Linked DNA regions of Homo sapiens: region 2 is linked to region 1. A link is an interaction called in ENCODE POLR2A ChIA-PET data of the cell type or tissue named here. Cell type or tissue: HepG2. All regions are shown on one strand. Links, peaks and the distances in the headings refer to the core of each region. The heading gives the core; the rest is flanking DNA.

Region 1 (6,291 bases), core at 694-4,693:
TAGTGATAAATATATTATGACTGAACCAAGCTTTCCCTAGTTTATTAATTCATATGAATTAATTAATTTTTCAAACATGTGCTTCCTGAGGCCCATAACAACTTCTTTCAACTCCAGATTGTCAAGCACTCACATGTGTGTTATCTTTGGAATTGCAACCAGTAAGAGGGAAAGTAGAATGGCCAGAAAGCAGAGAAGGAAACCTGTTATTCTTAGAAAAATGTGAGAAGCCATCTCTTATCTCAAATCAACAAAGACTGTGAAAGGAAAGAGAAAAAGAAAAATGAATATTGTATATAGGCATAATCCATCACCGTAAGTCCATGTCACAAGAAGGTCCAAGCTTGCTTCTGTTTTCTAATAACATTTCTTTGCCCATCAAATAAGAATTAAGATTCTTATCTTGTTATGGAGGCAACAAGCCTTGCTTTAGGATGGAATATCATTTAGAATTTGTACTCAGAAATCGTCTTGACATTTTTCTCTTGTCTACCTGAAGAGAGAAAGCCCAGGGGAAAAAGAAGTATTCAGAGAGCAAAGACGTACTGAATTCCTTTTATAGGAAATTTGTAACTCTCTTTTCATCACTGGTTTTTCATTTTAGGAAGAGCTGGAGATAAAAATTGTGAGGTTAATCAGAATACAGGTCTCATGTAATGCATTTCATATATCTTCTAATGATTCCTAGTAGATCCTAATAGGTTAGGGAAAGTGGTCCATTAGCTGCTGTGTCTTCCGTCTACCAAATCCTTTCCCACAGTCCTTGGTAAATTCCCCAAATCTGCCTTTTTTTTTTTCTTTCTTTCTTTTTTGTGAGACAGAGCCTTGCTCTATCACCCAGGCAGGAGTGCAGTGGCACAATCATGGCTCACTGCAGCCTCGACCTCTCGAGCTCAAGCGTATTCCTCCTACCTCAGCATCCCGAGTAGCTGGGACTATAGGCACATGCCACCACACCCAGCTAATTTTTGCATTTTTATTTGTTTGTTTGTTTTTGGTTTTTGTTTGGTTTGGTTTTTTGAGACGGAGTCTCGCACCGTCACCCAGGCTGGAGTGCAGTGGCGCGATCTCGGCTCACTGCAACCTCCACCTCTCGGGTTCAAGCGTTTCTCCTGCCTCAGCCTCCTGAGCACCTGGGACTACATACACGTGCCACCACGCCAAGCTGATTTTTGTGGTTTTAGTAGGATGGGGTTTCACCATATTCGCCAGGCTGGTCTTGAACTCCTGACCTCATGATCCACCCACCTTGGCCTCCCAAAGTGCTGGGATTACAGGCATGAGCCACCGCGCCCGGCCAGTTTTTGTATTTTTAGTAAGGCAGGGTTTCACCATGTTGCCCAGGCTCAAACTCCTGGCTCAAGCAACTGTCCACCTCGGCCTCCCAAAGTCCAGGTATTATAGGCGTAAGCTATCACAGCCAGCCTCTGGCTTTTTTCTAGCCACAATCAACTTTTATCCAATTAACTAAGTCTCCAAAACTTCCCATGCTCCCAAGAGGAAGTGAGTAGAGATATAGATGAAAGAAGATTGGCTATAAGTTAATAATTTTTGAATCTGAGGGGTGAGGGTTTATTATACTCTTCATTAGCTGTAGATATATTTTATGTATATTTGAAATTTTCCTCAATAAATATTTTACAATAAAAAGTCTAACTATCAATGAAGTCAGTCAAGTGCAGTGTTTTAAATAATAAATTCTGAGAAAAAAAAATCTTCAAAAAAATACTATAGCATCAATGCTATTCTAAATTCTGTCCTCAGGCAATATAAGCCCTTTCTTGCCCCTTACTGCAGGTAATTCCGATGACACACTTTCCTCACCTCCTCTCTGCCCTTCTCTTGCACTTATAAAACATAATCAGTCGTTTTGACTGGAGTGTGGTGGACTCTTGGTTCTATGATTCTCAATAGTATATACATCTCCTCTTCCGGCTAGGAAAGGCAACCCCTAAAGGAATGGCTTTGCCAACTGACGAATTAGTTGGGGAGATCATTTGTGGGCAAATCCTCTGTAACTCCAATGTAGTAGATGCTGTTGGTGCCCTCCTCCGATCCCCTTCACCAGCTAGGACACCAGCCTCTCGCTACAGAGAAGGTTGGCCAGGGCCATGCTGGTAAACGTTTAACATCTGGCTGCCTGTGGAGTGTAAGGCCTGGGATTTGTAGCTTTTGTTGATTTTCATGATGTAATGCTTCTGTCCTGGCCGATTGCAAGCTGTCAGGGTGAAGTCACAGAAAGGGCATTTGGGAAGTGATGTGCACACAGCACTCGTGAGCTGTGGTGAGCTGACTCTAGCACACCATGACTACATACAGCTTATAGCTGTTCCTTTCTCTGGGGAATTGCCTCCTGACTGAAGACTGTCGCCTTTCAGGCTTCACCTATGGTTACCTGTAAATAATGACCAACTGATATGGGTGTACAAAATTCCAGTCCCCTTGCCTCAAGGTGAGTCAATTCTGTGGTGTGAATCATTCATCAGAACCCACCCACACGCACACAATGAATCAGATCACAGTCCTTGAGAAGACATCATTGTACAGCTCTTTGCCCTTTCCTCTCCTGCATCTCTCTCTTATTAGTAGGTTTTTCCCCCTAAAGAATATGCCATGCCCTCAGGGAATTGCATGCAGCTAAATGCTTGCCTCAGGCTCTGCTTCAAGGGAACCCAGCCTGAGACACATTCAAAACGTACCCCAAGGGGTAAGCTTTCCTAAAATTTCCCTCCAATACACTCCAAATAATACAAAGAGATAATTCTAATCTTAGGAGATACAAAAGTACAGCCCAAAGCATCCAACTACAGATCCCACATTTTTAAAGTCTTCTTTCACAGTAAAAATGCACGCAAAATTTTAACCTATGTTCCATAATATCTCTATTTAACACTAAAAATGTCATATTTTTCTCCAGAATTCTTGTGTAGAGTCAATGTTCCAAGATGCTAGACTATATACGTCCCATGGCTGTTCCAACGAAGAAGGTAAGCATGCCCCAGTCAGAAAAGCCTGAATAAACCTGAAAGCCACTCAAAGCCTGAGTGCTCAACTTTCAACTCGACAATGAGCAGTGTGTGTTGCCAATCCTCAGAGACTGTCTCTTCAGCACTAGAAGGTCAGAGCAGACCTACTCCAAACACAGTATTAGTATATCCCAGTTTCTCCTTTAATCAGGAAGGAAGGAAGGGAGGGAGAGTAAAAAAAGAAAGGAATTCAACCACTGAGAGTTAGACTTCAAAATGATCTTCATGTATTCTTTCGTATCTTCCTTTTATAGATGAGAAAACTAAGATTTGGAGCACAAAGTAATTTGCTGAAGGTCAAAAAGCAGTTAATGCTGGAACCAAGAGCCCCACATCTCTGGATTTTCAGGCAGGTTTCTCTGCTTGCCCATGTTGCCTGCCCAGCTTCTGAGGACAACGTTGACTGTCCTGTGAATTGGGATCACTCAGTCAAATGCCTCTGCTGATACCCCAAGGTTGAATGGCAGTTTGTTTAGCATGGCAGCTTTCAGACTCCAAGTGTTTCTGAGTGTGTGTTAGAAACCACCATTTCATCCAAAACTGGCCGAAGTGGAGAATTGTTTTGTACTTCCCAGCTGTATTTCCTTGAAAATAGATGGTCTGAGAATGCCCTCTGGTGCCTTCCTACTGTGTCTTCAAGCACTTTAGAGGCAGGAGGTGGCTGTGGGAAAGGATGAAGAAAAGCTAGGCTCCTGGAAATGGTTTTTTCTCTCAAAAAATGTGGCGTGGGCATACTGTCAGCAAACCGTGGCAGGATTCGACCAGGAAGTTGGATAAAAACATAATGTGTGGTTATGCCGCCTCTGTTGCATTTGCCTTTTTTTCTCTAACAATGAATATAATTCTTTTTAATTGCACAATTATTTAAATACTTATTCAAGTCATATTATATTAATACAAGGCATAGAAACAATAACAAATTGGTAGGCATAAAAATCTCTGACACAATTTGAATTTAGGCATATCCTTTTCTGGTTTTCTGCATAATATGATTACCATTTCCCAAGAACATGAGCAAAAGCACACTCCCTGGGTCCTCAGAATGGAGCGCACCTTCTCAAGTACACTGCCACTTTATTTTTAGTGACATGTATTTGAGAAAAAGAAGATTGACACTTCTTCCCCAAGATGCACGCCTCAAGAAGTTGAAAGGAGCACTGAGTAGAACAAAGGGGGGGAAAGCAATCAAAGGCTCTCTAGGGCTATGACCTAGATGCATTTGTCCCTTTTAATCCCTACATTGAACAGAAATATGAAATATAAGATTTGGGAAGGAGAGTATCTAGTTTAGCCCTCCCTCACATCAGGACTGGTCATAGCAATACCTGTCATTTATTGAATATTAACTCAATGCCAGGTAATATAAGCATTTCACATGAATTATTTCATTTAAATCCTCACAGCCACCTCAGGAGAAAGGTGCTATTATTTTCTGCATTGTGTAGATTAGAAACTTGAGTCATGGAAATATTAAATGCATTGCCCAAGGTCACTCAGCCACTAGCAAAGCCAGAACTCAAGCATCAATCTGCTCGGCTCCCAAGCCCATGCTTTTAGCCCTCCGGATATATGACGTCCACAACTTTCCTAAACAGCCTTCCTGTTCCCTCTCCTTAAATTCATCCAAACAATGAGCAAATCATTCTATTATCTAACAGCTCTCATTGCTTAAATCACCCCTGTTAGCCCCTATTTGGTACCGGAGGGATGCAGCAGTTTGCTCCCTGTTCTACTTGACCTTCCTTTAAATATTTGAAACCAGATATCAGCTCACTAATCCACTTTCCCAGCTTGCTCTTGTCTAGCTAAACTGTCCCAAGGTCCTTCAACGGTTCCTTGTTTAAGTCGCTTTTCAGGCCTTTCACTACCCGGGTTCACTCCAGCTGTGTAGCAACTCTCCCCACAAAATGGAAATGCGATAGCTAGTACTGAAAAACTCCCTAAATGTAGTCTGACTATAGCAGGGCATAGTGGGACTACAGCCTCCTTATTACCAAAATCATTTCTAATTAAAAGGCATCCTTAATCCTTACAGCAGTTGCTTCACACTGGTCATTCATGTGGTGCCCACAGCCAACAAAAACCCTCAGCCTTTCTCCCACAGAAAGTAAGATCTTCCCCCCAGCACAAATGCACACTAAAGTTCTGGACTAAAATGAAGGATTTATTTACTTTAAACTTCATATTCTTATTTGATATGGTTTCTTAATTTTTCCTCACGATTGAGATCATCCAAACCTCAGGTCAAGATGGCCAAAAAGGTGAGGTCCACAGACAGCCCTGCAGCCTCCCTCCCAAGTGGCACCACCTGGAATTCAGTGCCCTTCACATATCCCTGTCCAACTGGCCACGAAGCCTCCTAGTTTCACTGTCACTCTGCTCGTGTACCTTCATCTTTCCCACAAGGACGTCATAAGAGACTCTATCAAACGTCTTCCTGAAATCCAGACACATTTTGTCTGTGGAATTTCCCCTCCCCAGCAGTCTCCCCACTCTATCAAAAAAGGAAGCAAAGTTCGTTGGGCATATCTTGTTTTTAAGCAAACCCACATTTCGTGAATCCATATTTATACATACCACCAGGCTCAAGGGGATGTTTATTTCAGAAAATGAAAGCTTTTCCAAGAAACCTAATTTTAAATAGAATAGAGAAATAACATTTTAGCTACATTTTTTCACTTGTAAAAGCACTTGAAAAAACATATATTTTCAGGTCCATCAATACCACCATGGGACTCAGCATTTATGATAGTATTTAAGTGATAGATGTCACTTAAATACTACATTTCCAAAATATAATTAAACTTTGACCACAACTGCATTAATCAGGATTGGAACTTTACCTGCATCATACTTTAACCAGAGAAGTAAATCTCACCAAGGCAATTTGATATCTGGATTGAGTTCTGTATTCAGAATACATTAAATTCCACCTTCTAAAACTTTCTGGACAATGACCAGAATGTCTGCCATTCTGGACAATGAGCTGCCATTGAAAGTCTTCGATATCATAGACAAAGATCCCATTGTGTAAGCATACTATACATAAATAAAACCAAAAAAAAAAAAGATGAGGACATTTTTTAAAGATATTATTTATCGAAAGTAGTGTACCATATATTTAGAATATGTCAGGATGTTCTGAGAGTTTAACAAATGTGAACTCACTTAATCCCTGAAACAACCCTTAGCGATAGTCACTTTTATTTTCTTCATTTTTAACAGAAGGGAAAATGAAGGCACAGACAGGTTAAATGACTTGCTC
Region 2 (6,291 bases), core at 836-4,835, 260 kb before region 1:
AGTCACCTTTGCTCCAGTTCCCAACAAGTTCCTCATATCCATCTGAGACCATCTGAGCCTGGATTTCATTGTCCATATCTTTATCAGCATTTTGGTCAAAGCCATTCAATAAGTCTCTAGAGAGTTCCAAATTTTCCCACATTTTCCTGTCATCTTCTGAGCCCTACAAATTGTTCCAACCTCTGTCTGTTACCCAGTTCCAAAGTCGCTTCCACATTTTTGGGTATCTTTTTAGCAGCACCCCACTCTACTGGTACCAATTTACTGTATAGTCCATTTTCATGTTGCTGATAAAGACATACCCGAGACTGGGAAGATAAAGACGTTTAATGGACTTACAGTTCCATGTGGCTGGGGAGGCCTCACAATCATGGCAGAAGGCAAGGAGGAGCAAGTCCCTTATATGGATGGTGTCAGGCAAAGAGAGAGGGCTTGTGCAGGGGAACTCCTATTTATAAAACCATCGGATCTTATGAGACTTACCCACTATCACAAGTAGCATAATAAAGACATGCCCCCATGATTAAATTACCTCCCACTGGGTCCCTCCCATGACATGTGGGAATTGTTGGAGTTACAATTCAAGATGAGATTTGGGTGGGGACACAGCCAAACCATATCACCCCTCAAATCTTAACACAATAGAGTTATATTTCTCACACATTAATTTCCTTGGCTAGTAGCCTTTCACATGATTATGTAGGGACCCAGGGTTCTTCTTCCAGGGTCTTGGAGACAGTCACATTCCACTGGTATATGGAGACAAGACTACAGAAAGATATCTCTTCATGTTTCACTGTGAAGAAACTAGACACTAGGCTCCACCTATGCCTGATATTCAGGGAAATCTAGATCCTAGGTGGACAGCAGCCTCCTAGCACCCAGCTTTACTCTATGGAAGGGGAACACAAATCTTTGTTGATGACCTAATTAGCCCTGTTACCTACTTGAAAGATATTCCAAAATATTGTTGCATGATTTAAAGGGATGCTCATACAGCCACAACCTCCTTATGTGGCAACAGAGTCATTTTGTATATAACCTGCCCATGGACCTTGCATTAATATTATTTAATCAATATGTATAATGCTTACATGGCAGTACCTATGAGTTGATTTTCCTGCATAAAACATATTCAAGTTAAGTGTCTTGTATGACCTCAAACTGCCAATTGAAGTTTCTTGGTCATGGTGTATAAGCCAACAGAAGGTGTTTGTTAATGACTGGCCTCCAGTTGCTTAATTCAGAACTGTGGCCAGTAGGCTGAGCAGATGGCTGAAGAGGTTTGGGCTACATGGGCCATGAACACAGTTGTCAGTGTGGTAGCAGGAGCTCTACAGAAAGTATCTTGATTCCTTCTAATTCTGCAAAAAACAATGAGGCAGAGGGCCCGAGGCTGATCGCCAGATTTAGGCCAAGGAACGTCAAATTATGACATGAGGAGGACCAAGAGTCCTTGAGTTTTAGTCTCCAGGGCTGCAATGACTTAACAGCAAAGTTAATTCCCCAAAATGTCAGAACTGTATATTTCTGGTCAGATGCCAAATATACACAGCTATAGGCTTGCTTAACTGCACCATCGGGATCTACAGTATTCCCTAATGTCTCTTCAAACACAGCCCTCTCCTTACATTAGGTCTTACTTCTTAAAAATTATGCTGGTTTACAGGAAAAGACTACCAAAAGGAGCCCATTCTACTTCGGTTCCTTCAATATTCCCTTAGAATATTATCTTGCCCAAACACACAGGAAGTAGAAGAATGGCCATACATCCCAGTTTCCTCACAACAGTCCTGGTTAATGCCTGTGGACCAGTATAAGTGTTAATAATACTCCCTTTCAATCTCAATGTATCTTGCTTTGCTCAGGAAACTATTATCAGTTGTGAATCCATGACTAGAACTTAGTTTGTCTGACTCATGGCATAGTGCTCTTTCCACAATATAAAGTTATTTCTAATTATAACCAAACATCAGCATTAAGGGAAGTAGGTGTGCGGTGGGCACAACACTTCCTCCCTCCTTCTAGGTTACTAGACATTTATAGAAGTGAATTAGTCAGAGTAGAATGGAGACATGATTCTGCCTTTCCAAGAATTGGGATAAAGTAAGCAAATCTGGAAGGCTGTCCCTTCTTTAACCTCAGGGTAAGCTCCAACATTCATCCTAAGTTTGAAAATTATGTCAATTCAATTCACAACTAAATTGAAAGAAAATCCAGAGGTTTTCCCCAAACTCATGAATCCACTGCTGCTATTCAACCTAGGCCATTTTCTGCAGAGCTACATAACTGCTAGCCTCACACCATTTCTATCATCTATCAAGAAGGTCCATTTGCCAGGCATGGTGGCTCACACCTCTAACCCCAGCACTTTGGGAGGCTGAGGCGGGCGGATCATGAAGTCAGGAGTTCGAGACCAGCCTGACCAACATGGTGACACCTCATCTCTACTAAAAATACAAAAATTAGCCGGGCATGGTGGTGTGCGCCTGTAATCCCACCTACTCAGGAGGCTGAGGCAGGAAAATCACTTGAACCTGGGAGGTGGAGGTTGCAGTGAGCTGAGATTGTGTCACTGCACTCCAGCCTGGGCAACAGAGAGAGATTCCATCTCAAAAAAAAAAAAAAACAAAAAAACAAGGTCCATTAGTGACACAGTTTCCTTAGTGTTCCCCCCTTAACATTTTATAAAGCCAAAGCATGGCATATATTTTCCCTAAACAGTTTGTCACAGCAGATAATTTAATGTCAATTATTAACCAGGTTGTTTGGTGCCATATGCAAGAAGGAACTCAGCTAACGATCTGAGAGCAAAGATCACAACCAGACTATAGTGATCCAGAAGCTGAACCCAGGCAGGAACAGGGCAAATAAAAGAAATGTGCTCTACCTATTAACATGTTTTCCTGTTATTTCTTTATACTTGTCGCTGCTTAAATGTCGCAGTGCTCAATTCCGATGTCCACCTGTGTACCTGTCAGGAGAAAGTGGCTCCCCAAGAAGCAGAGAGGGAGACCATCTTAAACAAGTGGCAATAAAACGCCACTTCACTCTTCCTAGCCAGGATAGGCCTCTGTCTGAAGGAAATAGCAGCTTGTGGGCCTTTTATGAAAAGTACTTTTGTTCCAGTAGTTTTTCAAGGACAAAAATGTATCTTCACACTTTTGTCATTATATTTATGAACTGTAAATCCTCATTTTATGGAAACACTCCAGGATTTCAAACTCCTAAATCAACCTGGTAAATCTCCAGCCTCAGGGGTTCAATTTAAGGAGAACCTCTTCAAAAATACTGACATTTTATAGGGAACTGCAGGAAAAACAAACAATAAGAGTTTTCAACATACATCTTTTTTTTGGTAACCCTAAAGGCTTGTCATGGGAGACAGCTAACATGTAAGAAGAATAAAGACAGCTGCTGAGAATGCATTTTCTGAGCCGCAGGTCAACATGACTTAAACAATAACAGTGAGATGGTCTCTCCAGAAATTTGGTCTGGGGCCCTGAACAAGCCACCATTGTTTCCTTAAAGGAATATTTACTTTTATATCAGGATATGGATGATGTTAGATATACAAGCAAACTTTTAAGTGTGAGAAAAATGACTCTAGAAAATCTATTTGCAATTGCAAAACACTTTATAAATATTGTAGGCTTGAGGTTTTGCCTTCACTCTTATAATATTCCCCGTTATTGGCTGGACACAGTCCTGCCATAGCGGTTGGTATCTCCATGAACTGTCTGCCAACTTCTACTACTGAGAGCATTTCAATACACCCAGTCTCACCAATGTTTAGCCAGCTGGTAGCCCACATCAGCCATCCAAATATTTCATTGTTGGATGAAATAATTCCACAGGCAACCACAGGTCCTAGGCATGTGAATTTTATGAGGGCTTATTCCACAAACTAGGGCAAAACAGAACACAGAGCAGTTTGCCCCGAGATGCTGAGTGAGACTCACTGTCAATAATTTCTACCCATTCGCAGAAAATATTTTTAAAAATTATGGTCTTCATGAAATTTTGAATTGTAGAAGTGTGAAGAAATGCTTAGGGTCCTGAAAGGCAATATAAACTGTGTGTTTTCTCTGTTAATGGGAAGTTGGTGAAGTGCTTAACACAAGCGGCGGAAAGTCTTCTAATCCTCTTAATAGAAGGGACACAGAAGCCATATAGTGAAAAATGTATTCTTTTTCTCTCCAATGTATAATGGTGGCTGTGCCAAGCAATAATGTTCTATTTCTGAAAGTCTATAGCAAGCTTATTTAATGGCATTCTTAGCAGGGCGCCCTATTCATACCTATGTGCCATTTTCTGTGCTCTTGAATGAAAGACTTCCCTTTCATATGCCACTGTGGAAACACATCATTTCCCGCAGCTTGCACTTCTCCAGGTTGTCATAACTGCTTTTGAGAACGTCTTCAACAGCAACTAGTGACCCAGCACTGGAAAAAAAAATTCCAGGGCTGTTCTTAGGTCTACTTAGTGAGAGAGTTTTAATGTGTTCAATGGTGTCACCAACACATCGAGTCACCCACTTTTCTCAATCTTTTTGGAAAGGGAATAAAGAAGGTTATAGGGAAACTGTGCTCAGACTCAGCAAATTCAGAATCAGAAATTGCACAGACAACATAGAATGAAATATAGTACTGGTGTCAGTTAGAAAGGAAGCATTCATAGCAAGATTTCTCAATAAAATTGGATTTGGAGAATCAGTGAGGTGTGGCTACATAGAGAAACTCAAGCCAAAATTGTGCTATTAGAAACTTTGTTTATCTTTGCCTCTACTGACTTGTGAAATGGGGGGGCACCCCCAGCAAGGTTAACCATGACCCATGACCACCCAGGGTGATGCCTTAGATTTGTGATGTTATATCAATGTGGATTTATACTGTTCTCTGACCTTTTTAGAGACAAAAAGCAACACTTTTTGACTCTAAAAAAGTGTGTTGTTCGTGCTGATCTTGAGCTCCTGGCCTCAAGAGATCTTCCTGTGTCAGCATCTTGAGTAGCTGAGATTCAAGCACAAACCACAAACCACTGCAACCCTGCTCGTTGAGTTTTATGAGTTCTTTGTGTATTTGGATAACAGTCCTTTGTAAGATGTGTCTTTTATAAATATTTTTCTCCCAGTCTGTGGCTTGTCTTCTCAGCCACTTGACATCGTCTTTCACAGATAAACTTTTAATTTTAATGAAGTCTACCTTATTAATTATTTCTTTCATCAATCATGCCTTTGATGTTGTATATAAAATGTCATTGCCATACTCAAGGTCATCTAGGTTTTTTCCTATGCTGTCCTCTAGGAATTTTCATCTTGCATTTTACATTTAGGTCTATGAAACATTTCGAGTTACTTTTTGTGAAAGGCATCAGCTGTGTATAGATTTTTTTTGTATGTAGATGTCCAGTTGTTCCAGCGCCCATTTGTTGAAAAAAATTGTCTTCGTTCCATTGTTTTGCCTTTGCTCCTTTGTCAAAGATTAGTTAACTGTGTTTAAAAGGGACTGTTTCTGGGCCCTTTATTCTGTTCCATTAGTTTCTTTGTCTATTCTTTGGTGGATACCATACCATCTTGATTATCATAGCTTTATAGTAAGTCTTGAAGTCAGTCAGTGTCAGTCCGCTAATTTTGTTCTTCTTCCATCTTGAGTTAACTATTGTGAATCTGTTGCCTGTCCATATAAACTTTAGAATTAGTTGCTCAATACCCACAAAATAATTTTCTGGAATGTTGATCGAGATTGTATTGAATCTGTGGGTCAAATTGAGAAGAACTGGCATATTGACGATAAGTTTTCCAATCCATGAACATGGAGTATCTCTATCTCTCTATTTATTTAGTTCTTCTTCAATATCTTTCATTAGAGTTTTGTAGTTCTCCTCATACAGATCTTGTACAGATTTTGTTAGATTTACACATAAGTATTTGATTTTGGGAGTGCTAATACAAATGGTAATGTGTTTTTTCATTTTAAATTCCACTTGTTCATTTATGGCATATAGGAAAGCAATTGACTTTTACACATTCTCTTTTATACTACAGTCTTGTTATAAATGCTTATCAGTTCCAGAAGTTTGTTTTGTCTATTCTTTCAGATTTTTTACATAGACAATCATCATCTGTGAATAATGCAGTTTTATTTATTTCATCCCAATCTGTATACCTTTTTTCTGGTATTATTAGCTAGGACTTCCAGTATTATGTGGGAAAGAAGTGGTGATACGGGACATCCTTTCCTTCTTTCTCATATTAGTGAAAAAGCTTCAAGTTCCTTACCATTAAGTATG

The links. ChIA-PET counts read pairs that join two places held together with the same protein. Peaks named below come from ENCODE experiments on the same cell type or tissue, not always from the same donor. Only the 100,000 strongest peaks of a DNase experiment are listed, where the experiment ranks them.
Region 2: POLR2A ChIA-PET joins it to region 1 with 5 read pairs; 1 of 35 experiments calls an interaction of 5 or more read pairs at or near these places.

Annotation. Positions count from the first base shown.
Region 1 is chr5:82,362,028-82,368,318 of GRCh38, reverse strand. No RefSeq gene overlaps it. Among named protein-coding and RNA genes, the nearest start is that of RPS23, 87 kb to the right of the region's middle. RefSeq lists an enhancer at 1,924-3,123. In HepG2, for the core only: a CTCF peak has its summit at 3,634 (motif pointing left); a DNase peak (open chromatin) is centred at 2,308.
Region 2 is chr5:82,619,910-82,626,200 of GRCh38, reverse strand. No RefSeq gene overlaps it. Among named protein-coding and RNA genes, the nearest start is that of MIR3977, 220 kb to the left of the region's middle. In HepG2, for the core only: no CTCF peak of the experiment used is centred there; a DNase peak (open chromatin) is centred at 2,800.